3 separate regions of the Mus musculus genome follow, and all the other regions are linked to region 3. Evidence: chromatin loops called from intact Hi-C (ENCODE). Cell type or tissue: heart. All regions are shown on one strand. Links, peaks and the distances in the headings refer to the core of each region. The heading gives the core; the rest is flanking DNA.

Evidence for each region. Peaks named below come from ENCODE experiments on the same cell type or tissue, not always from the same donor. Only the 100,000 strongest peaks of a DNase experiment are listed, where the experiment ranks them.
Region 1: a loop joins it to region 3, with 2.1 times the contacts of the local background. A loop is called at or near these places in 8 of 42 quality-filtered maps.
Region 2: it touches region 3 in a loop (8-fold over the local background); 30 of 42 quality-filtered maps call a loop at or near these places.

The regions. Positions count from the first base shown.
Region 1 is chr12:69,803,751-69,811,442 of GRCm38, reverse strand. Map4k5 (mitogen-activated protein kinase kinase kinase kinase 5) reads left to right here. Exons shown (of 32, transcript NM_201519.2): 29 at 77-169; 30 at 2,161-2,231; 31 at 4,190-4,245; 32 at 6,092-7,686. The coding sequence ends at 6,179. The region is part of intron 2 of 4930512B01Rik (RIKEN cDNA 4930512B01 gene); the gene reads right to left. Among named protein-coding and RNA genes, the nearest start is that of Cdkl1, 17 kb to the right of the region's middle. In heart, for the core only: no CTCF peak of the experiment used is centred there; no DNase peak of the experiment used is centred there; H3K4me3 peaks cover 282 bases; H3K27ac peaks cover 1,274 bases.
Region 2 is chr12:69,890,858-69,898,549 of GRCm38, reverse strand. Map4k5 (mitogen-activated protein kinase kinase kinase kinase 5) reads left to right here and starts at 5,387. Exons shown (of 32, transcript NM_201519.2): 1 at 5,387-5,897. The coding sequence starts at 5,790. Atl1 (atlastin GTPase 1) reads right to left here and starts at 5,445. Exons shown (of 15, transcript NM_178628.5): 1 at 5,206-5,445. In heart, for the core only: a CTCF peak has its summit at 4,388 (motif pointing right); DNase peaks (open chromatin) are centred at 5,389 and 5,869; H3K4me3 peaks cover 2,134 bases; H3K27ac peaks cover 2,073 bases.
Region 3 is chr12:69,753,916-69,761,607 of GRCm38, reverse strand. It overlaps Cdkl1 (cyclin-dependent kinase-like 1 (CDC2-related kinase)), which reads left to right. Exons shown (of 10, transcript NM_183294.2): 4 at 1,438-1,510; 5 at 4,310-4,400; 6 at 4,962-5,162; 7 at 7,401-7,483. Among named protein-coding and RNA genes, the nearest start is that of Mir681, 6.2 kb to the left of the region's middle. RefSeq lists an enhancer at 2,346-4,199. In heart, for the core only: a CTCF peak has its summit at 3,570; DNase peaks (open chromatin) are centred at 1,337, 2,727, 3,177 and 3,677; H3K4me3 peaks cover 2,321 bases; H3K27ac peaks cover 4,120 bases.

The DNA.
Region 1 (7,692 bases), core at 1,818-6,817, 49 kb before region 3:
CCCTATAAAACCCATTATATTTATTTTAAGAAATTTTCATTTCTAGTCTTGACTTTTTTTTTTAATTTCCTTTAAGAATTTGTAAAAATTGTAAATCTACAAGGAAAGCTGAAGTCCAGTAAGAAGCTGGCATCTGAGCTCAGTTTTGACTTCCGCATTGAGTCTGTGGGTAAGTCCTCTCCTGCGGCCGGCCGTGGATAACTGGTGGCTTTGATGATGCTCTCCCTGGGACGCGTCACTGCACCAGCTAGGTCGTGCATGTGGCCCGTGCTTTCTAAGTTTTCAACTAATTTCATTTTTTTTATTTTATTAGTTTTATACATGTAATTCACACTAATCATGGTCCTGTCCCTGGGTATTGGTTTTTAAACATGCTCAATATTTTTTTAAAGCATTATATAGGATTAGGTGTGGTGGTACAAGCTTTTAAACCCCAGCACTTGGTTAGCAGAGGTAATTGGTTCCCTGTGAGTTCAAGGTTTCAGGCCAGCCTGGTCTATAGAGCAAGCCCCAAGCCAGACTACTAGTAGGACCAATCTCAAACAACAATGGAATTTCTACTTCCATCTTTTTTGCTGATATGTCAGCATTTTTCCCCAGGAGAATAGAAATTGTGAGGAAAAAATATGATAGAGCCAAATATTTATTGTACTTAAAAGAAATATATATGTATATTATATAATTACCTGTATATAGCTTTTTAAAATGTTTCTGACTAGTTAAAAAACATTCTGGATTTTTAAAAATTAATTAATGTATTTATTTGTTTGTTTGTTTGGGGGGGTTCTGGTTTTGTTTTTTATTCTAACCTGAGCTTCTCATATTAAACTAGAATTTTCTTGTGCACAGTGGGTAAATATGTTGTGTCCTTGTGTAACAGATGATAGAAAAGTACCTAACTCGCTGGGGCAGAAACCCTAAGCTATCTGAAGAGTCAGAAAGAAGGGACTTCGGAAGCTTGTGTCTTCCGTCCCTGTTAAACACTGCATACGGCATGTCAGGCTCTAAGACATAATATCCTTAAGGAGTGTGGCGTAGATCCTCAGCCTCTTAGCTGAGATGTACTGATGTCACGTGTGCCCCACTGTCTGGAGAATTTTTACTGTTGGACAGAAGTCTCCTCCTAGATGGCCGCCACCCCATTTCAGTAAAGCTTAAAATGGTGACACATTTTAAGCTTTGTCACATCTAGGGAAGCATGCGATCTGTCATCGTCAAATGCTTCTGTCTCTATTAGGCTGAGTTGTGTTGTGTCCCAGACACTCATGCGCTAACCATGGTCTTATTATCCCAATGAGCAGCATGGATTGCGTGCTTGTCGGGCGAGTACAAAGCCCCCTCCATTTGCTCCCTAGCACAAGGGAAGAGTAATCTTGACTCTTTTCCACCGTTATGTTTGTTTATGGTTGTGGTTTTTAATTCTAGTTGCAAGAATAGTCAGTAAATAATAAGATACTTACTTAGCAACTGCCTGAGGTCACAATATTCAACGTGATTAAGTTTTGGATTATGAAGTGGGTTTATTTTTTTAAATTAATTTTGTAATGTGAAAATATGAACATAAAAGTTACCTGCTTGTAGCTACTTGAATAACTTCTTTTAAATCCAAAACCCCACTGCATGTTTTTACTGTTTTAATCACTTAAAACAGAAGCTACAGCATATGAAAGAGAAGTCAACAGCCAATACTCAGTTTATCAAGTCAGCCCGTGTTGGAGAAATGCCTGCAACATGCATCTTTGAAGCTTTGTAACTGTCTCAGTCAATTACTTGAGTTTAGACACTCCTTAGTCACAAAAATGTTGAGCAGTAATGGTCTAGACAGTGGAATTTTGCCCCAAGCACTTGAAAAGCCTTACATTATCATTTGTTAAAAAGTTAGGGAGGTGCCAGAAAGATGGCTCAGGGCTGCAGAGCAAGGCCTGCAGCTGGAGTTTCCCAGCGACCCTTTCTGGCCTGTACCTCCAGTTCCAGGGGATCCCTTGGCTCTGGTCTCCGCAGACACCTGCACACACGCACATCACACACACACACACACACACACACACAATTAAAAGGAATAAAAGTAAATCTTTTCTTTAAAAAAAAAAAAAGGCAAAAACCAAGACAGTCTGGGGAACTCTGTTGTGCTTCCATTACATGTCCCCTCATCTTTCTCAGTGTGCCTTCAAGACAGCGTGTTGGCTTTCTGGAAACACGGGATGCAGGGTAAAAGCTTCAAATCAGATGAGGTAAGTTTGCACCATTTACCTCCCTGACTCCTACGCTAGATTTTAATGGCGAAATGTTCATTGTTCTCCTGTCCTCTCTGAGTCACATGGCTTTGCTTAGTGCCTTGGATGCCGTAGCTTGGCAGGATGCGCATCAGTGTTCTCTCTTCCTATATGTTCACTTTGGTACTTTGGTTTTGAATCCCCAGTAGCCATGAGGAACTCCTAAATGTTTGCACAACCTCATTCCTTTCGCTTCATTTTTCAAAATTTAGTGACTATTTTTCATAGCTACTATTGTTATAAATAATATATAAGACCTATTATGTTCCAGGCAGTTTGCAAATATTAGCATATTTAAGGCTCAAAATGATTCAGTGAAGTAGGCACGTGCCTAATGAAATGGCAGAGCCTAGGTTGGAAGGTCTTCAAGCATCACTTTAAGCCAAGATGATCAGGGTGCTTTTATGCAGAGGAGAGTTTGGCTCCCTCCCTGAGGGACAGCCCTCAGGGAAGCATTTCCCGATGTCAGATTCTTCTACACCAAAGGCTCATAAATCCACGGGACTGCCTGAAAGTGGGACCTTCTTGCTTTTGAATTTAGTTTATCTATACCCTTATTTATATTTTAATAAATATTTATACTTCTAAGAAAAAGATGTTATAAACCAGCAGTCATTGGTGAGTTGGTTTATTTACTGACCTGGGTCACTAAATGTCACCAGGTCCCTGTATTTAGTGAGATCTGTAGTCCTGCTCACTGCCACAGTGCTAATTATTCTGTTGTTGTTTTGTGTTCAAGACAGGCTTTCCCTAGAGTCCATGAGCACAGCCAGCACACTGAGCGTGCTAGCTGTTCTCACGCTCTGCGCTGTGTCATTTCTATCTTTGGAAAACTCAAACCCAGGGTCTCAGGCATGCAAGGAAGGGGCTTTCTGCTAACCAACATGCCCAGCCATGTAGCTGCCTGCTTGTAACGCATCTCACTTTAACTACTCTCTGCACGTCTGCCTTTCTGTGATATTCTCATCCTTTGACGTACACCTAGTTGAAGTTTAACCTCTGCCATAAACTAACATTCCACAGTAATTAGAGTATTTCAACTTCATACCATAAAAATTAGCCCCCTGGAGTATACAGCGCCTAAATTGTTTGCAGATTAACATTCATTATGTCTTTCCAGACTACAAGTTCCGGTTAACAGACTTTTTACACTAATCATAGCAATGGTTAATTTGAGTTCCCCAAGAGCCAGACCAAGATAACAACCCAAGTGGAGATACTTTATCTAGGAAAAGGTTCTAGAAAACAAGCGATGTAATAAGACACGTAAAAATAGCAAGAGGGGAACATCAAAAGCACATCATGTCCGTAGGCAGCTGTCTGTGCAGCAGGGGTCGGTCAAGAGGGAGCACCCGTGAGTGATGCTGACCGCACCCTAGCAGCGACTCCGTTACAGAAGAGGGAGGTGGAGTCTGGCACACAGTGGCTGTCCATTTGGATAGAGGCTGCACCACAGTCCCCACTCTTTGGGAAGTGCTTGTGTGTGGTGGTGCAGCTCTGAAGACTGCAGAAAGCAGAAAATGTCATCTAACACTGGATGACCCCGGGCACTGGGCAAGAGCAACAGGGTGCCCCAAAGCACCTCACTGGCACGGAAGGCTTACATGACCTTCTTGTAACTTTTAACTTCTCTGGCCTGCGGGAGGGGGAGGGTCCCAACAAGAAAAGAATTCAAATGCATGCACACAGAGTCCTTACAGAAATTACAGAAAGCAGCTGACCCAGACTAGATGCTCTGTAAATACTGGCCCATTTCTACTGAGAGTCAAAAAACAAACTTAATTGAAATATATTTGATTTGGGGAATTATAGCTTTGAAAAATTATTCCCTTTCATTGCTAGATTTAAGTGATTGTTAAGTTACTGTGTAAGCAGTACTGGGGCCATAGTTTACTGATGGTTATTTTCATCCACAGGTTACCCAGGAAATTTCAGATGAGACCAGGGTTTTCCGCCTGCTGGGATCAGACAGGTTGGTTGTATTAATATAATTATGTGAAAGTAGCAATGATCAAACTCTTGACTAAACTGTCAGCCCGTGTCGGGTTACAATCAGAATTCTTAGAGGGCTCATCAACTTAGAGAGACGATTGTATTGAGAGAGTGAGTGAGATTTAGTTTGTTGAGTTCCCAGTCTTTTCAGGGTGAGAGGTGTGCTTTGAGAGACAGTTACATTCGGCCAAGGCAACATGTGTAGATAGCAGTGCTCACCCCCATTTGACCCGAACAAGACTTCGCATCCCTTAGTTCCCACTCTGTCTTCCTGGTGTGTTTCTTTCTAATAAGTATTACAGAAACCATCAGGTGTTAGTTTTGTGTCATAAAAAGCTCACCTTGTCTGGAAAGCATTCTTACTGTAAGATGTTAGCGGGTCCCATCTGACATTGCCTAAGCGTTAGCCGCGTGATGAAGGAGTGGGAGAATAGAGTGAATGACTCTTTGAAGGGAGGCTATAAGGAGAAAGGAGTTTCTGGAAAATGGTGGTTACCTCAGTGAAGGAGAATGGCAGCCACGGGCACGACAGTAAGTACTGTGACCACAAACCAGGAGTCAGCAGGAACTGGAGGGTCAACTCTGCTGCTGGAGGGGCTGGCCATTGAGCTGTGGCTCTGTAACTCTGAGGATTCTGGTGGTAGAACATAACACCTCGTGGCTGATGCTTTTCTCTCCTCTTTGCCCGGACTCTTCTCCTTGCCTGACTGTCCTTTGTAACGTCTCGTTATTCTGTCACAGTTTGCTCTAAAATTTCATTTTTGAACTGCGACTCCTTGGGCTCATCTTCTTGTTTAGGCATCCCCTTGGTTCTTTATATATGCACAGAAGTTTTTGTAACTTTTAGTGTGTCTGTGTGTATACACATGTGGAGATCAGAGAACAACTTATAAGAACTGGTTCTCTCTACCACGTGGGTCCCAAGAATAAAACTTAGGTAGTTGGGCTCCTCAGAAATCCCCTTGCCTGCTTATATATTTATTAATAGTGGTTAACTCTGGGCAGACAGGTAATTTTATTTTTTCCTTCTACATTTCCACAATGTATAAGGTATGTTTTTATTGCGTAAAATTCACACAAAAAATATTCAGTGTGTGTGAACTGTCTCTTCCATTTGCCCTCTAGGCTTCCTTCTTTGTGTGGATTATATCTTATTCTATTAAACCTCTCCTCATAATTCAAATGCTGTGGAGTAGCTCTTGGTCGCCCCCCCCCCCCCTTCAGTCCGCTGATGCTCTCCCTGTCTTCGCTCCTGGGAAAAGGGAGAGGTGGGGCAGGCAGCACGCTATTCTTTGTCTTAAACCATTTGTTTTCAAAGAACTTGTGTGCAGTTCACAGGTCCTCCTAGGGTTCTGTTGATTCTCTAGCCCTCCTTCTCTTGGTATAGATGCCTGAGACATTTGCCACAGCTGTTGTTGGCATAACTGAGTAAGCATATTTGTGTTCAGTGGGAATAAGGTGAGAACTATCCCCAACCGTGACAATACTTTATATAAAACAACTTTGTTCACCAAAAAAAAAAAAAAAAAAAAAAAAGCTGGGCGTGGTGGTGCACGCCTTTAATCCCAGCACTCAGGAGGCAGAGGCAGGTAGATTTCTGAGTTCGAGGCCAGCCTGATCTACAGAGTGAGTTCCAGGACAGCCAGGGCTACACAGAGAAACCCTGTCTCGAAAACAAACAAACAAACAAACAAAACAACACAACTTTGTTCAGCTGTGCTAGAAGTTGTGGAGCACGCTAATGACTTTGGCTGTGGAACAAGCTGGTTCTCCTGGCTATGGGGGACGCCATGTGAATACTTAAGCTTTTCCTTGGTTTCTTTTAGGGTGGTGGTTTTGGAAAGCCGGCCAACAGAAAACCCTGCAGCACACAGCAATCTCTACATCCTGGCTGGACATGAAAACAGTTACTAAGCAGCAGAGGCGAATTCCAAGTGACAAGAGGATGAATGAACATGTTCCATTGAAAACAAGAGTGTGTTAAGGGAATTCAGTGCCGACTGCAGTGTAACTTGCTTTAATTATTGTGGGTTTTATATCAAATGAACTGTACATTAGGATAGAATTCAGTATTTTCTGTAGCTGGAAACAGCTAGTCAATCTCTTGCCACTGTGTGGTGGTTATATCAAGTTTGCTTAATAAAAGCTATGAGACAAATAGTCCTCTAGTTCCAAGAAACACAGTCCTTTTTAAAAAACAATGTTTGTAACAAGGTGCCATGGTGTTTTTAAATAACTCATGATTCTCTGGAGAGGGAGTTTACTGAGCATTATATCATTTTATACCATGTCTTACTCCTTCTTAGTGAACATAATTTGATAAGACGTTATCGAACAAGCCTTTCACTTTGACATTGGCCGTTCTGTATGTTTTTGTAAGATAGAATATTTAATCCTTATTTATTAATCTCTTGCTGGAGTGGTGTAATGTTTCTAACTTTTAGCAAAGGAAGGTTGCAGAGCAGCTGAAATTTTTTATAATGTGTGAAAATGTTGTTTACCTTCTCAGAGTAGTGCTTTGGGGGTTCCTGGCGGCGTGTTGGAGGTCTAGCACATACAGCTTCCCTTAACAGAATATTTTACGACAGTTTCATACAGGGTTGCCTTAACGGGAATTGGTTTCCAACTCCAGATGGTTGTAAGGGCTCGTGCAGAAATACTGATGGTGGACACAAAGCCTCAGCAGGGACGTGTAGTGTCCAGGTGTGACTACCGGAGTTTTGACAAGCAGTATAATATACCTGTGATTTTGTTTTTTACATTAGGGATAATGCATAAGAAATTAATCTTTATATATATCATGACCCCTAATGTTTGGGAAAAAAGTATTTAACTGCCCATATTATGTATTTTACTTATGTTATGCCAAGGGAGAAAGTAATTACACGTGTAATCTTGGGGTTTTCACATACATAGATATTCATTGTGAGTAGGCTTAAGGAAAAAAAAAACTTTAAGTGAAATTGGAATTTCTGATGGGATAGTATAGATAAATGATGTTGTTTTATATTTTTTAAAAAACCAGTATACTAAAATTAAAAAAGGATAGGGTTGTCTTTTAGTTTGTTTTTATTTTACAATTCTTAGTATTCAGAATTGATGTGTTTTATTGGTACCAGCTGTCTTAATGCATTTATTAAGAACAGTTAGCATTGAGGTAATGAACACAGGGGCTAAGAGTAGCAAACGATAGACGTAGTCTGACCGGATACTTGAGGAAAACAATGTACCTATCTCATCTTTACAGTTTTATAAAGTCCATGTTATCATCTCCACCTTCCAAATGAGGAGGTAAGAGTTTAACCAAGTTAAACAACTTACACGTTACATACTGGTTAGTTCTTTGAGCCAGACCAAGAGTCCTCCGACTCTGCTCTTTTCACTATGCAATATACAAGTAATAAAATGTTACGCAAATGAACTATAA
Region 2 (7,692 bases), core at 1,818-6,817, 140 kb before region 3:
TCACACTAGGCCTATCAGTCCTTCAATTATACACCCTCCACTGACATTCTCAAGCCTCTCCGGCATTTCCTCTGTGTAGTGTGCCTATTCTCAAATATATTTTGAAACTGGTAAAATGGCCTCAGCATTTATCTTTACTTCTAGACCTCTCATGAGCAACATCCTTGCCAGGATGCCATCTGATTTCCTTCAGGGTCTCCTGAGATCACTGGAATGCCGATGTGTGACAACAATGCTGCAGGGAACACTGTGCAGGCTGCTGTCCTCTAGACATTCTGAGAATTTCACATTCCTCAATTCATACTCATCCTGGTGAAAGGTCGCGGGCCTCTTTGGAAATGTAACTATAGGCAGCATCCTTCCTCAAAGAAACCTGTCTCCCACCCCTTATTTAAGGGATTCCAGGTCTAAGAACTGGCTTACCACCAGATATTAGATGCTTTGCATCTCTATCATACTATAATAGATTCTAAGTCCTTTTCTGCTCACTATTCCTAGAATTCTCCCACTCACATATATCAAGAAGGTATGGGTAGCTACTTAAGTAGTCTATAGTTTCATTTATTCCATAGATCTGAGGATCAATGGGCCACCATCCCAATCTCTTTTAGTCAAAATACCTTGAACATCACTTCTTCTTGAGGATTTATCAACTATAACTATAGTTAGTAACTGTACTCAGCATCTGTTTGATAGTTATGTCTTCTGACCTCTGCAAGAATCTCCCTGTGTTACTGTGGCAACATCACCTCCAACCTACTGAGAACAGTTACCAGTGAAGTTGGAAAGGATCTCTCTGTTCTTCTTCACTCCATGTCTTGGTTGGATTAAATTCTACAGGCCCTCCTGCAGGAGGTGTGGACAGAGCATAACTGTGCAGGATGAACACAGTAGAGGATATGCCAGTCTCCTTCCCATTACTGTGACAAAACACTTGACAGAAACCACTTAAAACCACTTAAAACTTAACGTGTAGAGGCTATAAGCTGTGGTCAACTGGCCCCATAGTTTCTGGTTGTGTGGTGAGGAAAGGTTTATGGCAGAAGGGCCTACTGAAGCAAAGCTTCTCCCCTGAAAGCAGCCAGGAAGGGAAGAGAAACCAAGTAGGGCGTTGAGCACAAAACTATCCTTCAAAGGAATGTACCCAGTGACCTGTTTCCTCTGAAGAAGTCCCACCTTCCGCGGTTTCCCACATACCCAAACGTTCGTTCAGATTTTGACCCTGCCAATGAATCAAGCCATCGCTTAGGTCAGAGCCCTCGTGAGTCAAACACTAGTGACTAGATCTACCAGATATGAATACAACCTTCTATACCTCAGCATTTGGAAATACACTTTATAGCTACAAAAGCCCAACACTTCCATCTTCCTGAATTTAAAGAGTCTTTCCTTTACAATGTATGAGGGAAATTCTGGCACTTTCATGTAGTGATGTAAGCCATTGTAGTGGTTTGAATGAAAATACATGTCCCCCCATCCCCCATAGATCCATCTATGTTACCACTTTGTCCCCCGTTAGTGAAACTGCTTAGAAAGGATTAGGAGGTATGGCCCTGTTGGAGGAGGTGTGTCACTGGGTGGTGACTTTGATGTTTCAAATGACTCATGTGATTCTTTCAGCCTGATTGTTGTGGATCAAGATGTGAGCTCTCAGCTGTTCCTTTGTGCCACCATCATGGACTCTGACCTTCTAAAAATGTAAAGTCAAACTAAATCCTTTATTTTATAACTTTCTTTAGACATGGTGTTTTAGAACAGAAATTTTAAAAAGTGAGACTGCCATTATTATGTACCAGCTTCAAGTAGCCCAAGTGGAAGGGCAGATGCTCAAGTCAACACACATCTCAGTTATAGGTAAGTATTTGGCAAGATTTTATAGCATCTTCAAGTTTATTAACTCTTTCATTCATAGCTTTTCCATCTGGGCTATGCTGAAAATTCAACTCATATTTAAGACTTCCATCCTTACTCTATCTGTTCAAAATGACCGAAGCAGGTCCCAGACACAGGACCCCAGACCATTACCTTCAGTACCTGTACCTTTCTTAACAGACAGAGACCTTGGAATTATTCAGTTTACAGTGTGTGGCCCTTGCAGTTGTACAGCCCTGGCCTCTGCTTCCCAAGTACAGGAATTAAATGCATGTGCCTCCATATTTAGCAGCCTAATTTTAAGATTTCAACTAGATAGTTTTGCTTGGATAATAAATTTTGAACCTAGACTACATAAAACATAAAAAAATTCTATGGCCTTGATTTTTGTTGTCATTTAGTCTTGACTGTAGAGATCACGAATCACAGCTAGTACTTTAGTGAAGAAGATTAAAAGAGAGGGAAAAGCATAACAAACCTTTAGTAAACCACAATAGTTTGTTATATGGAAAATAGCAAAAAGCTGGAAAATATGGCCAGTGAGACCACACAGCCTATATAAGCTGCTGCCTCCACCTAATGGCCTGAGCTTGATCTACATACTGGAAAGTCAGAGTTGACTCCCACAGTTGTCCTCTAAGACACACTCATACACACATGCACATACATACGCACAGGCATGCACACACATACACCATAGCATTAGCACTGGCCCCCAAGAAATAAATAAATTGCATCAAAATTATTTATATATATATTTGGGGGGTTTGAGACAGGGTTTCTCTATATAGCACTGGCTGTCCTGGAACTCACTCTGTAGACCAGGCTGGCCTCGAACTCAGAAATCCACCTGCCTCTGCCTCCTGAGTGCTGGGATTAAAGGTGTGCGCCACCACTGCCCGGCCAAAATTATATTTTTAAAAGCTGAAAAACATTTACTTATTGTGTATTATTGTGTGTGTGTGTGTGTGTGTTTTGAATGAAATACCTATTAAGTCATGTTTCTTCTTATTCCATAGCTTGTCACTATAAAACTGAGCAATTGTAAGTGCTCTTTCAACATTAGCTACACTGACTTACTAGTATGTAACTTTCAACTTGGAAACTACATGCTTAATTGTTTAAGATTCAAATTAAGCCTACTCACAGCTTATAAGTAAATTGAATTTGAACTTCTTTACATCACTGACCTTGTTAAAATTAACTCAGCTAGTTCTGAAAAAAAAAATCTAAAAATTCCTTTGAAGTTAGTGTAAAGCAAATGTCTTCCTGTTTGCTTCATCTGTGGTACTAGGAAAATGATGACTGTAGCAGACACTGATTCCCAGCAGCACAGACGCCTGTCTCTCCAGGCTATCCATTCTTTGGCTGATGGTCAGAGCATATGGATCTGCCATTACTGGCAACATAAATTATCTTCACTTGTGACCTCCAACTTTTTATTACCTAATTCATTTTAAACAGTATGTTCCTACAACAATACACTTGGAGGCTTGTCAGAGGATATTTATCTCTGTCTCAAGCTGGCTACTCAGGTTTCCACTCTGTGAAGGCTCACAAGGGAAATGTCTCTGAGGTCTTAGCATCAGGAAAAGATACGCCTCTCTTGATCAATTTGTTCATCTTCCTCTCAAAAGCATACAAAGAAAACCCACCCTCAAGTCTTCTTTGTGCTCTCTCTCTCTTGCTCTCTCTCTCTCTCTCTCTCTCTCTCTCTCTTTTGGTTGCATTGTTCTGGTTTCCTGCTTCCCCCCTTTCAAATCTGATGCAGTTTCCTCTCATTTATTTTTATCTTGTGTAAAAATAAGTATTTTGTGTGAGCTGCCTCAAACTCTCTACGGGATAATGCAGGTATAAATAAGAGCAAATACATCTCACACTAGACAAAGGATCAACATCCCCATTTTGACTCTAAACTTGGAAGACTGCTCTCCCCTCACACAACACTGGCCCTCCAGGTTGACTATCCTGCGGCCAGTGTGGTGGAAGGCCTTCAACCCATGAATATCCCACAACGGCCTAGTCACACAGTGGGTAAGGGTGGGTTTGACTACATGACCACCATAAATCCATGACAGTAAACAAGTACTAAGATACCAATAGAACACTTGAAGAGATTTTGAGTCATCGAAGCCAAAAATATGTGCCCACCAAAACAAGTGCCAAGAAGATTTCAAAGAAGGAACTGTTCTTCAACCATTTTTTTTTTCAGTGCAGCACACACACAGGCTTTGTCCCTGGGGCATGTAAGTCTGGGCTTACTTATGTTCCCTAAATAAGTGCTCTTTGTGTGTGGATCACGAGAAAATGCATACAGTCTCTGTTCCGTTAAGGTGTTAATTTAATTTCTTCATTTATTAGCTATAAGAAGTTATTTCTCAAAACAGAATTAGAGTGTGTCTGGAGTCACGTGTCATCTGAAATTTGTTCTGTTGTCGTTTTTTTTTCTAGTTTTTTCAATTTTCTTACATTTTTATTTAATTTTGTGTTTTGCCTGCATGTACAGCTGTGCACCATATGCATATGTGGTGCCTACACAGGCCAGAAGAGGGCGTTGGCCCTCCCTCCCAGCCCACTCTGGATCCCAAGTTGGAGTTAATGAGGAGTGGGCCGCCACGCAGGTGCTGGGAATCAACCTCTGAGCTGCAGCCGGTGCTGCTAACAATTGGGCCATCTTTCCAGTCCTTATCTGGTTTTCCAACTGAAAATCTCTGTAAGACTCTAGAAGTAACTTTACCAGTATACATAAAATTGGCAACTTCATTTCTACCTTAAGAACAAGACTGGAACTCAAATTACAAAAGAGATTGAAACATTAACCAAATCACTTCTCATAACTCCTGCCCAATATTTTGGGCATTGTTAGTTAGGCCTCTTACATTTTAAAGCCTCTTACATTTTACACTCCTCTTTACAATGCTGTAAAAATGGTTTACAAACATTTCTCGGGTGTCAAATGCAAAACCTATCCTCTTCCAGCTACAGATAAGGACACTGGGATGTTGCCACGTATGCCTTGTCCCAGATCACCTACTTTGGAAGCAGAATCAGACAAAGGTCCCTAGCTTTGCTTTAGCATCTCTAAAACTCCTCCCATTAACACTTGCAATATTGCGGTGATGCCCAGAGACCACAGAAACTTCGAAAGGAATTGGGGTTTTCAAAAATGGCTCTGGGAAACCCTGGTGGAAGACAGGTTCTGCAGGTGTGCGGTCCAGCCTCGGAACTGGTACCACCGGGAACAGTGTGTGGAACAGGACGGTGCAGTCGGGTGTGCCGGCATTTAGTTAACCCGGCACTCCCCCACCTCCTGCCCGGGCGGCCTCAGTTTACCTGTACCGAAAGGAAGCAGAAGGCAGCGCTCCGGAGGCCTGCGGACAGACCCTCCTCCTCTAGTCCGCCGGCCACTGGGCGAATCCTGGCCGAGGCTGGGCGGGTCAGACGCCGCACGAACGCCTCCGGCGCCCCGCAAGCAGCTGGGAGGCGGGGCGCGGCGGCGTCCAGGGTGTTGTGCACTCGGCGGGCCTCAGGGCGGCAGTCTGGGCCCGCGGCCTGCGTTCTCGGGCGGGCCAGGCTCGATCCGCGCCGGCCGCGAACGTGTCTCCCGGTGACGCAGCCGCGGGTGGGGAACGTGGTGCGGCGGCGACTGTGCGCACGGCCGTCTCGGAGAAGACGCGGGTCTCCGACGCCGGCGCTCGGCCAAGAACGGACGGCCTCTCGGGTACGGCCGGCGCGGGGCCTGGCGGGACCGACGAGGCCCGGAGGCTGCCGGGGTTGCGCCCCGTGACGCCCCCCGCGCTCGCTCTCGCCGGTGCAGGCGCAGCTGCGAGCCGAGGCTCCATGTTGGGAAGCGCCGCGCGCCCTCGTTAGCGGGAGACGGCTGCGGCGGGCAGAGCCCCGGACTGGGCGCAGCGAAGATGGAGGCCCCGCTGAGGCCTGCCGCCGACATCCTGAGACGGAACCCGCAGCACGACTACGAGCTGGTGCAGAGGGTCGGCAGCGGCACCTACGGGGACGTGTACAAGGTGAGGCCCCGGCCCGGCCTGCGAACGTGGGGCACCCCCGGGATGCGCCGGACCACAGCGTCCGGCCAGGAAGCGGCCCGGAGCCCGCCGCACCGTTCCGAGCACCCTGGGTTCCCCATCGGTTCTAAGGCTAGCGACCGGCAGACTTAACCGCACCTTCCAGACCACGGCTGAGCTTTTTTTGTGGTTTTAAGGCGTATTTATGGTATTGAAGTTATTCCGGAGGATGGTTTGGTGTTGATGTGGGGGGAAAATGCTTCGCGGAAGGCGGTAGATAGGAAAGAGTATTGTAAATCTAGACCTTTGCGTCCTGTACTGGTTTGGGTGAACTTGCCTTGAAAAAAATCTCTGTGGAACCGGACTCTAAATTGTCAACTGTAAGTAATCTGGTTCTGGAGTAAAAGGATTTGTGTGTAAACATGACAGCCTGTAGGAAGATGTCTTTGGGGACCGGTGAGGTGGCTCAGGGTGTTAAAGGCCCTTAGAGCCAAACCTTACTTAGGACCCCAGAACGGTCCCCGGATTCTCTTGGTGGAAGCACGGATCCCCCACACATACACACTCACACACTCCCAGGAAATAAACAAAGTGTAATGAAATTTAAACATATTTAGAGGAAGACCTTTGTCACCTGGCAGAAGTTTAGGCATTTTGTATCTGGTTGATAATAATGAATATAACTTATGGGGTTTTCCTACTAAACTAATTCCTCTCTATGGGATTTATAGCATTCCATAATCATGAGTGGATAATTACTGCTACCCTTTTTACTGGTCTCTTATATTAAGACAAATAATAATAAATTTGTAATCTGCCGTTACACAACAACAAAAAACATGCCATAGCAAAGCAAACCGATTTCTTAAGTCTGCTAAGTTTTTGAAGGGTTCAGAGGAAAACACTGTCCAATATTCCCTCATGGCTTTTGTTCTTTGTCCCAAAGGGGCAGAGTTAGTGCAGTTCCTTATGGGGATTAAGAAAAAGCTTATTTTTGACCTGGGTGTTGGTGGTGCACGCCTTTAATCCCAGCACTCAGGAGGCAGAGGCTGGTGGATTTCTGAGTTCAAGGCCAGCCTGGTCTACAGAGTGAGTGCCAGGACAGCCAGAGCTGCACAGAGAAACCCTGTCTCTAACACCCCCCCCCCCAAATAAAAGCTTATTTTCCTTTTGCAACAGCTTGATATTTTGACCTATGTATGTATCAGTATGTTCCAAACAGCAATCTGCATAGAGCCCTGATGGCTGTGTTTCATGAGTAATTGCTTGACCCCACTGAGGTATGTTGACTTGCACAGGTATAATGCAAGGAAAACATCTCTTTTCTCTGCTTGTTTTTGAGTAATTTTTTGCTGAGAGTAGTACCTTGGGGTGATGGATTCTGAGGTAAGAACTCTGGGTAGGCTTTTTACCCCTGAAAACGAGGCATTTGGGCCCAAGCAGACACTGTTCTAGCAACCGAGCAGTGCAGCAGCAGTGAGCAAGGTCCTGACTCTGGCCTCGGTTACCTTTGATGCAAAGTGCACAGTTAGAATGGAATCCCCTTCCTTATGGAAAGTTAATGGTAGCTAGCACAAACGTCTCTATTTGCTCATTACCCATTTTAGGAAATGCTTGCTCTTTAAAAAACAGAAACTCCTGTTTGCTTTCTTGGTCCCATTTTAAATCATCTTTGTCTTATGATTCACTGAAAGTTAGACCAGTTCAGTTCCGTTCATAGTAATTATACAATACTCTAAATTCTAGCTTTTGCCCCACCCTACCCCCTTTTTCCCCTGGTACAGAAAATTTAAAGGGA
Region 3 (7,692 bases), core at 1,082-6,081:
TTTTTAATTAATTAATTAATTAATTAATTAACATCCAAAGCGCTGCCCTACCTCACGATTCCCCCTTCAGTGAAACTTCTCCTCCATCCATCCTCCCCTTGTCCTCTGAGAAGATGGGGTCACCCCTGAGTAGCCCCCAACCCTGGTGCATCAAATCTCTACCAGATTAGACGCATCCTCTCCCACTGAGGCCAGACAAGGCAGCCCTGTTTGGGACTGGGTACCACAGACAGCTACAGCTTTAGGGTGAGCCTCTGCTCCAGAACAACTTTCTTTCTAATCATCCCTTGTCTTGTACAGTAGCCTGCTTTTCCATGAGATGCCCTTTCCCAATTCACACACACACACACACACACTCGTGCGCGCGCACGGCATCATGGCATCTGGCAGGGCTCGGCTGTCCTGGTTAAATCGGCAGTGAATCTGTGCGGAAGAGTTGGGGAATTGGCACGGTTAGATGTTGTGACAGAGGAGAGGAAAGAGAAGCACGGCGTGAGGGTGACGAGAAGAGAGGTGCAGTGTGGGAAAAGAACACGATGCTTTTCTGTGTCTTCAGTTACTTTGAACTTTAGTTATATGGTATGCAATATAAACCTCCTCCTTGTCTCAGTAAAATCTCCTTCCTCTCCCTTCCAAGAAAACAAACAAAGCATGTGACTCAGGCATCTGGAAATGCTGAACACGCAAACAGAAGCCTTGCTTCAGGACCACGGTTTGGAGCAACCGGAGCACAGAGCACGCCATCGCCATCTCTTGTGCTGTATATTAACTAGCAAGGGCCTCATTATAGAACCGGGCTTGGTGGTGCAAGCCTGTAATCCCAGCACTTGGAGGTTAATACAGGATGATCTCGAATTTTAGGTCTTGGAGCCACCTTAGCAAGACCATGCTTCAACCCTCTCTTTAAAAACAAAACAAGCCGGGCAGTGGTGGCGCACGCCTTTAATCCCAGCACTTGGGAGGCAGAGGCAGGCAGATCTCTGAGTTTGAGACAAGCCTGGTCTACAGAGTGAGTTCCAGGACAGCCAGGGCTACACAGAGAAACCCTGTCTCGGAAAAAAAAAAAAAAAAAAAAACACAAAACAAACAAACAAAACAAGACAAAGAAAAAAACTGAGGAGTTCAAATTTCAGGCAGTCCCAGGTCATAAATATTTGTTGAAATATTTCACTGTTCCTCCCTGTTTTTTGTTTTGTTTTGTTTTTAAAATCCAAGTTTGTATTTTTGTTAACCTGCTTTCCCCACAACTCAGCAGCATGCTGGTCACACATTCTCAACACTGGATTTGTGGGCTGATGGCCTGTGGATCCAGAGGAGGCTGTGTCTCCCGGGATTTTTCAGTCCCAAAGCCTGCCCCCGTCTGGATTGGGTTTCTTGAGCTGAGGTCCATGGCTAGAGTGAAGAATGTGTTTGTGCTGTTTCTTTTGTTTTTATTAGGGTACCAGAGCCTCTCGTGAAGAACATAACTTGGCAGACACTGCAGGCTGTAAATTTCTGCCATAAACATAACGTAAGTGTCCCGACCCCCTTTGAACACCCAGGTGGCTTCTTCTCTTGAGCCAAAACCGAGCCTTATTCAAAGTTCATACCCCACCTTTGTGGGTATACGTTTTTTTCCATGAAAATCTTCCTAAGCCTGGGGGCGGAGGGGAGTAAGGAACTTAAAGATGGCAGATCTTATGGAAACATACATTATAAAAATCATTTTAAAAAAACTAGTCGTTTTTTGTTTTTGGTTTTTGTTTTTAATTTGTAAAATGTGAGGAAGAAGGAACCCCATTTACTTAGAGAGTCTGTATTATTGGATTGGTTTCCCCAAAAGACTTTGAACTGGAAGAGGTAACTCCAGATGCTTGCTGCAGTTACAATGGGTGGAGTCCTAGGCGCCAAGTCCTAGTGTCTGCCCTGGTGAGATAGGAGTGTTAAATGGGCGTCTGGTCCTTTTTGCCACAGCTGGACTGGGGGGAGGGCGGGGGGCCGGGTGCGGGGGGGGGGGTGCGGGGGGAGCCACTGTAGGAGACTGCCCATGTGACATGGCTTCATAGATGCTGAAAAATCTGCTCTCCTCTCTCACCCCACACAGAGCTGCCCCCTTTCTACACATGGAAGCCAGCTTCCTGGGCTGGCTCCCAGTTGTGTGGTCAAGTACTCAGAATGAATGAGCCCTTGAGTTTGATTCCCAGTACTGCGATCAATCAACCAACCAATTAATCAATATAGCAGAAAAGAAAAAGGTGTGTGTGTGGGGGGGTGGAATCAGAGTCCAACCACTAAAAACACTCAAAATCCCAGAAGGGAATTTTAGAGTTTCACTGGACTCCAGTTATTGGTCACCCAGGCCCGAGGGGTTAAATCCCCTCTGAGCTTGCCCCAAGTAAGTTTTCCTGAAGCTGCTTACAAGGAGAAAACACGGGAACAGTCATTATTTTGGCTTTCATTATCGGAAGCCTAGAATCCTTATCAGAGCTGGAGTGTCGCTCCATGGTTAGACCTCTTGCCTTGCCTGCATGAAGCCTTGGGTTTGACTCCTTACAGTGAAAACAGTCATTTTAAGGCAGGACGAGTGGATGCTAGACGCTTTGATCGGTGATTAGCACTTTCCCAACAAACAAGTTTCAGCATAAGGGTGGCAGGACAGATAGTGGGGCTGGAGGATACAGAGGGAAGGGGAGAGGAGGGGGCAGAAAGAACGAGAAAGCTCGCCAGCCAGCCCTGGTGGGGGAGATCTGAGGAAAGTGAAGATAAATACAGTGCATACCACAGCTCTCTGGAGAGCCGCAGACGCTGCTGGGCTCCACGTGCTGGGGGGGGGGGGGGCTGATGGGGGGAGGGTGCTGAGCTTGGAAAGAATTCCCAAACAAAGGGGGGGGGGGTGGAGCACATTCTTGTTTCTGAGTCCTTCTGCCCATATGTCATCACGACATTCATGGAAGGACCTATTTATAGCAAAATGCAAAATGGCTGGTGAAAGACTTCAGAGCCCAGGGCCATCGATTACTGAGAACCAGATAGGTAGGTTATAAGGTAATTTATCCACCCCACCCCGCCTCCATTTTTTTTTTCCAGAATAATAATGCTGATGGGAAACACTAACGTTGCTCTCTCGCCCTAAAAGTCCCTTGGAGTGGGAATTGCTGCGCCCACGAAGAGCCTCTGTCCTCTTTCCGGATTCTGGGGTCAAGGAACCCTCAAGAGTTGCAGGCTCCAGGCCAACAGTCACTGGGGCGGCAGAAAGACCCAGCGTTTCCCAGCAGAGAGGAAAACCCTTGGGAAAAGGGAGGGGTCACAAAGAACCCGGAGTAATATTTTGTCCCAACTCAATTTTAAATGTTAACCGTTGATTAAAAGTTGTTGACTTAAGAGATTTTATTTATTTATTTATTTATTTATTTATCTGTCTATCTATCAAAGACATTGTCATTTAATAAGAAAGTCCCGTGGGAGTCCTCAAGCGCTCCTCTTGGTAGTGGCTTCACCCTCTTAAAGAATGTAGCTTGATACCAGCGGGTGAGGCAGGATGCAAGAGTCTCCCGCTGGGCTCCTCTGTGCTGTGGGACAGAGCTGACACCTAGCGACCACGACGCACCCCGGACGGCGAGGCCGCAGCCAGCTCTTGTTTATCTTGTCAGGACAAATGTCAGAGCTGGAAGGGCGATCTTTTGGCAGGCACACGAGCTTCCAGCCCTCTCTCTCCCAGCTTATCTCAGCAGGCCCAGGGCTTGTCTTGTTTACCGAGCGAGCAAGCCGCCTTCCAGTGAACCGGGCTTCTGCTCCAATCTGTCTGTCGTTCTTGCCACAGGCTGAAGCCTCAAAGCCTTTCGGTCCTTTCCCCCTTCATAGACAGCAGGCAGGTTAGGGGTGATGCCTAGTTAAATATAAAGTTCCTTTTTCTAATGCAGACTGTTTGAGATATACTTAACATTTTAGTTGGGTTGGAGGTGGAGGTCAGGTGGCGTGCTCGGCTAAGGTTCTGGACTGATGCCCAGCACTGAAAAAAAAAGTCGTTTATCTGAAATCCAAACGTAACTAGGTATCTCACGTGTTTTTATTTGCTGAGTCTGGCTCTTGACAGTCATTTTTCCTATCACACTTCTTGGTTTTTGTGGCCACTCAAGAATTTGAAATGATTCTGTCTGTAGGTATGGAACTAGGTTTATTTTAGTCTGCTGTTTTAGTATCCAACAGGTCAATGGCAGATTAAACTGATATATCCAATATCTGCTAAATATTCCAGCCCTTTACTCGTGGCAGATATTAGAGTTGCACCTTCATGACATTTTGTTTTGTTTGTTTGTTTGTTTCTAACCAGTGCATACACAGAGACGTGAAGCCGGAAAATATTCTCATCACCAAACAGTCAGCCATTAAGCTCTGTGACTTTGGGTTCGCACGGCTTCTCAGTGAGTACCCACGGCTTCTTCAATGTAAAAGGAACATTCTTGCTGGGACAGCTGGTTTCCATACTACAGAAAGCTGGTTCTTGTATTCTGCCCCGGGAATAATCTTGCAACAAATTACGGTTCCTGCCAAATCTTGTAATGAAATATAACTTGAAAAATGTATAAATACACAACAATTTAGATATGTATGCTATATGTAAATTGTAGCACAAAAGTTATTATAAAGCCTGCTAATCTCCTGCCTTCTCCAACCCCCCAAACAATACTTACCAGAATTAATACTTCAGATGAATGCCTTTTAATCTTGGCTATAGATTAACACCCAAGGAACTTTTAAAAAGTATGCGGGTAGCCTTGGGCCCTCTCCAAGTGTTCGGATTAATTGGGCCGGGAGGAAGCCCAAGTATCAGTAATTTAAAACATCCTACAGCCAAGTGATGACAACCAGCAGCTAGCACTGAGAATGGTGATTCGGAAAAGCTTCATTTCTTAGGTTTTTCCCTGCTCAGTTTTGACTCCGGGCTTCCACTGATCTGTTTTCCACGTTTCTGCACCGGCCAGCTGGACCAGGTGACTACTACACGGACTACGTGGCCACCCGGTGGTACCGCTCACCCGAGCTGCTAGTGGGAGACACGCAGTATGGTCCCCCTGTAGATGTCTGGGCAATTGGCTGTGTGTTTGCTGAGTTACTGTCCGGAGTGCCTCTATGGCCAGGAAAATCTGACGTGGATCAGCTCTACCTGATAAGGAAAACCCTGGGTAAGTGGTTTCCGCTGACTTTGAGAGAACCTGCTCGCTTCTCCCACACCCCCTGCTTACCTGACACCTTTAGGAAACAGACATTTCTCAGCCTCGCTGAAATGGCTCCATTAAAAGTGTCTATGGTTTGTTCAAATGACAAGACTTAATGATTACTGGGAATTTACTAATTGTCCAGGATATATAGACTAATCTCTTAAGCTTAGGTCAGATCCTCTTAACTTCTAAATGTGTTAAGCCTGGCAACAGAACTACTGCAAGGACTTAGCTGGTCACAGGCGGCTTCCATGTTACAAGCTGAACATCCCTCATCCAGACGGCTTGGGACTCTAGTGTTTGTGACATTAGAGGTTTCAATGTGGTATGTAAGGGAAGGGACCCGAGTCTAAACAGAAAATTCATTTATGTTTCATTTCATTTCTTCCCATATCCTAAAGGCTGGTTATATGATCGTTCTAGCGTGCCCGCATTTGACCATGACACTTGGAGTCGAGTGTAGCATCTCCTACTTGTAGGATCATGTTGGCACTCAGTCTCAGAATTTTTAATGAGGGATGCTAAGCCTGCATTAGGATGAGGTGATTCATCCAGATGTCCTTACTGCAGCCTGCCTGACAAGTTTTGGATTATTCAGATTACCGTAGAGGAAGAACCTCAGCCTTCTAAGTGTCGAGAAGAAAGTCTTGTTCACCGTGCCCCCCTCCTACAATTAAGGGCAATGGGAAGGACAGAAGAGAAAAGGGAGGAGGGTACAGTAAAAGAGATCCATAACTAGTGGTTGCTGTTTTCAGAATCCAGGAGTTAGATTCTACTCTGCTAAGGAACGCCATTTAAAGCACTCTTTCTCTGCTCCATAACTCTTGTATTACCAGCAATCACCATAGAGCTTTGTCTTCCCAAAGTACTGAAGGCCACCTGAGGGTGAGACTGTATTTCCATTTGTTTGTTTGTTGAGACAGGGTTTCTCTGTGTAGCCCTGGATGTCCTGGAACTCCTTCTGTAGACTAGGCTGGTCTTGAACTCAAATTCCACCTGCCTCTGCCTCCCGAGTGCTGGAATTAAAGGTGTGCGTCACCAGGGTCCGGTGGTGTTTCCTGTTTTTATCGTCTCCACCAATGTCTTGCACATTGGAGCCTCCTTGGAGCTCACGCAGGGTCACTCAGCCTTCCTTGGCTGTTCCGTCCAGTGGCTTTAGGGCACTCTCCTGCCGCTCCAGCCCTAGTGGGGAGGCTTTGACAGCTCGGGGACATATGTCTCTACTGTGTGTGTGTATCTGTAATTCATTTTTAAAGCTAGGGGCTAAGGGGCTTCATTACAGTGTTTTCAGACATAGGAATCAACACCCTAGAGGCTGTGTTTTTGCTTGCTTATCCAAACTAGAGCAAGGTTCTGGATTTGAGTGAGAGGTAAAGTTCTGAACCGAGTAGCACTGGTCACTCAAGACGATCTAGTCAGAGGCTAGAGCCTCAGTACCACAGGGCCCTGGCTGCAGGCCTCTGCTTCTGTCAGGCCTCTGCTTCTGTCAGGCCTCTGCTTCTGTCAGGCCTCTGCTTCTGTCAGGCCTCTGCTTCTGTCAGGCCTCTGCTTCTGTCAGGCCTCTGCTTCTGTCAGGCCTCTGCTTCTGTCAGGCCTCTGCTTCTCTCAGGCCTCTGCTTCTCTCAGGCCTCTGCTTCTCTCAGGCCTCTGCTTCTCTCAGGCCTCTGCTTCTCTCAGGCCTCTGCTTCTCTCAGGCCTCTGCTTCTCTCAGGCCTCTGCTTCTCTGCTCTAGAAAGTGGCCACTTGTGGCCCAGAGAAGCAGTTTCCTGAACCAGTCTTTCCTAGTGATACCCCTAGGACTTTACATGAGGCCACCATCAGCTCATTCGGCTGCCATTGCTACAGAATGAGCTGCATTGGACAGGAACCTCTTTCAGAGTTTCACAGGGTAAGCGCCCCTAAACCTTAGACGACAACGTTTCTGAGATCAGCAGCAACACGGGAAAAGACGATTCCAATTTGGAAATGGACTCCTCAGAGACAGAGGACCTTCCTGTTAGCTCCTTTGGTTTGGAGTCATCAAATACCCTGACGCTCTCAGTTTCTGTGCCTGACACGAGGCACTGTCCCTGAAGAACTCAGTGTAGGCTGTGCTGTGTGGATGCTTCCCCTCTAGGCACAGGTCCACGAGGCTGTGGAGGGAAAGCACAGCCCCGTGTTTCCTACGCTACCCCACTCACTTCTGTCTCTTCTTGTCCAAAGGGGACCTCATTCCCAGGCACCAGCAAGTATTTAGCATGAATCAATACTTCAGTGGGGTGAAAATTCCAGACCCTGAAGACATGGTGAGTGACTCATTTTGGAGGTGGCTCATTAGATCAGGCTAGTTGGGTTTTGGTAGTTACTCACATATGAGGCCATGGCTCAGTCTAATCGTGATGAAGAAAATTGGAGCAAGCTGGTGCTGAGCGAGATCCTTCCTGGCCTCAGTTCAAACTTAGGAGTCCCTGGGAACAGAGGTTAGCCAGCCTGTGGGACAGGAAAGCAGGACTGC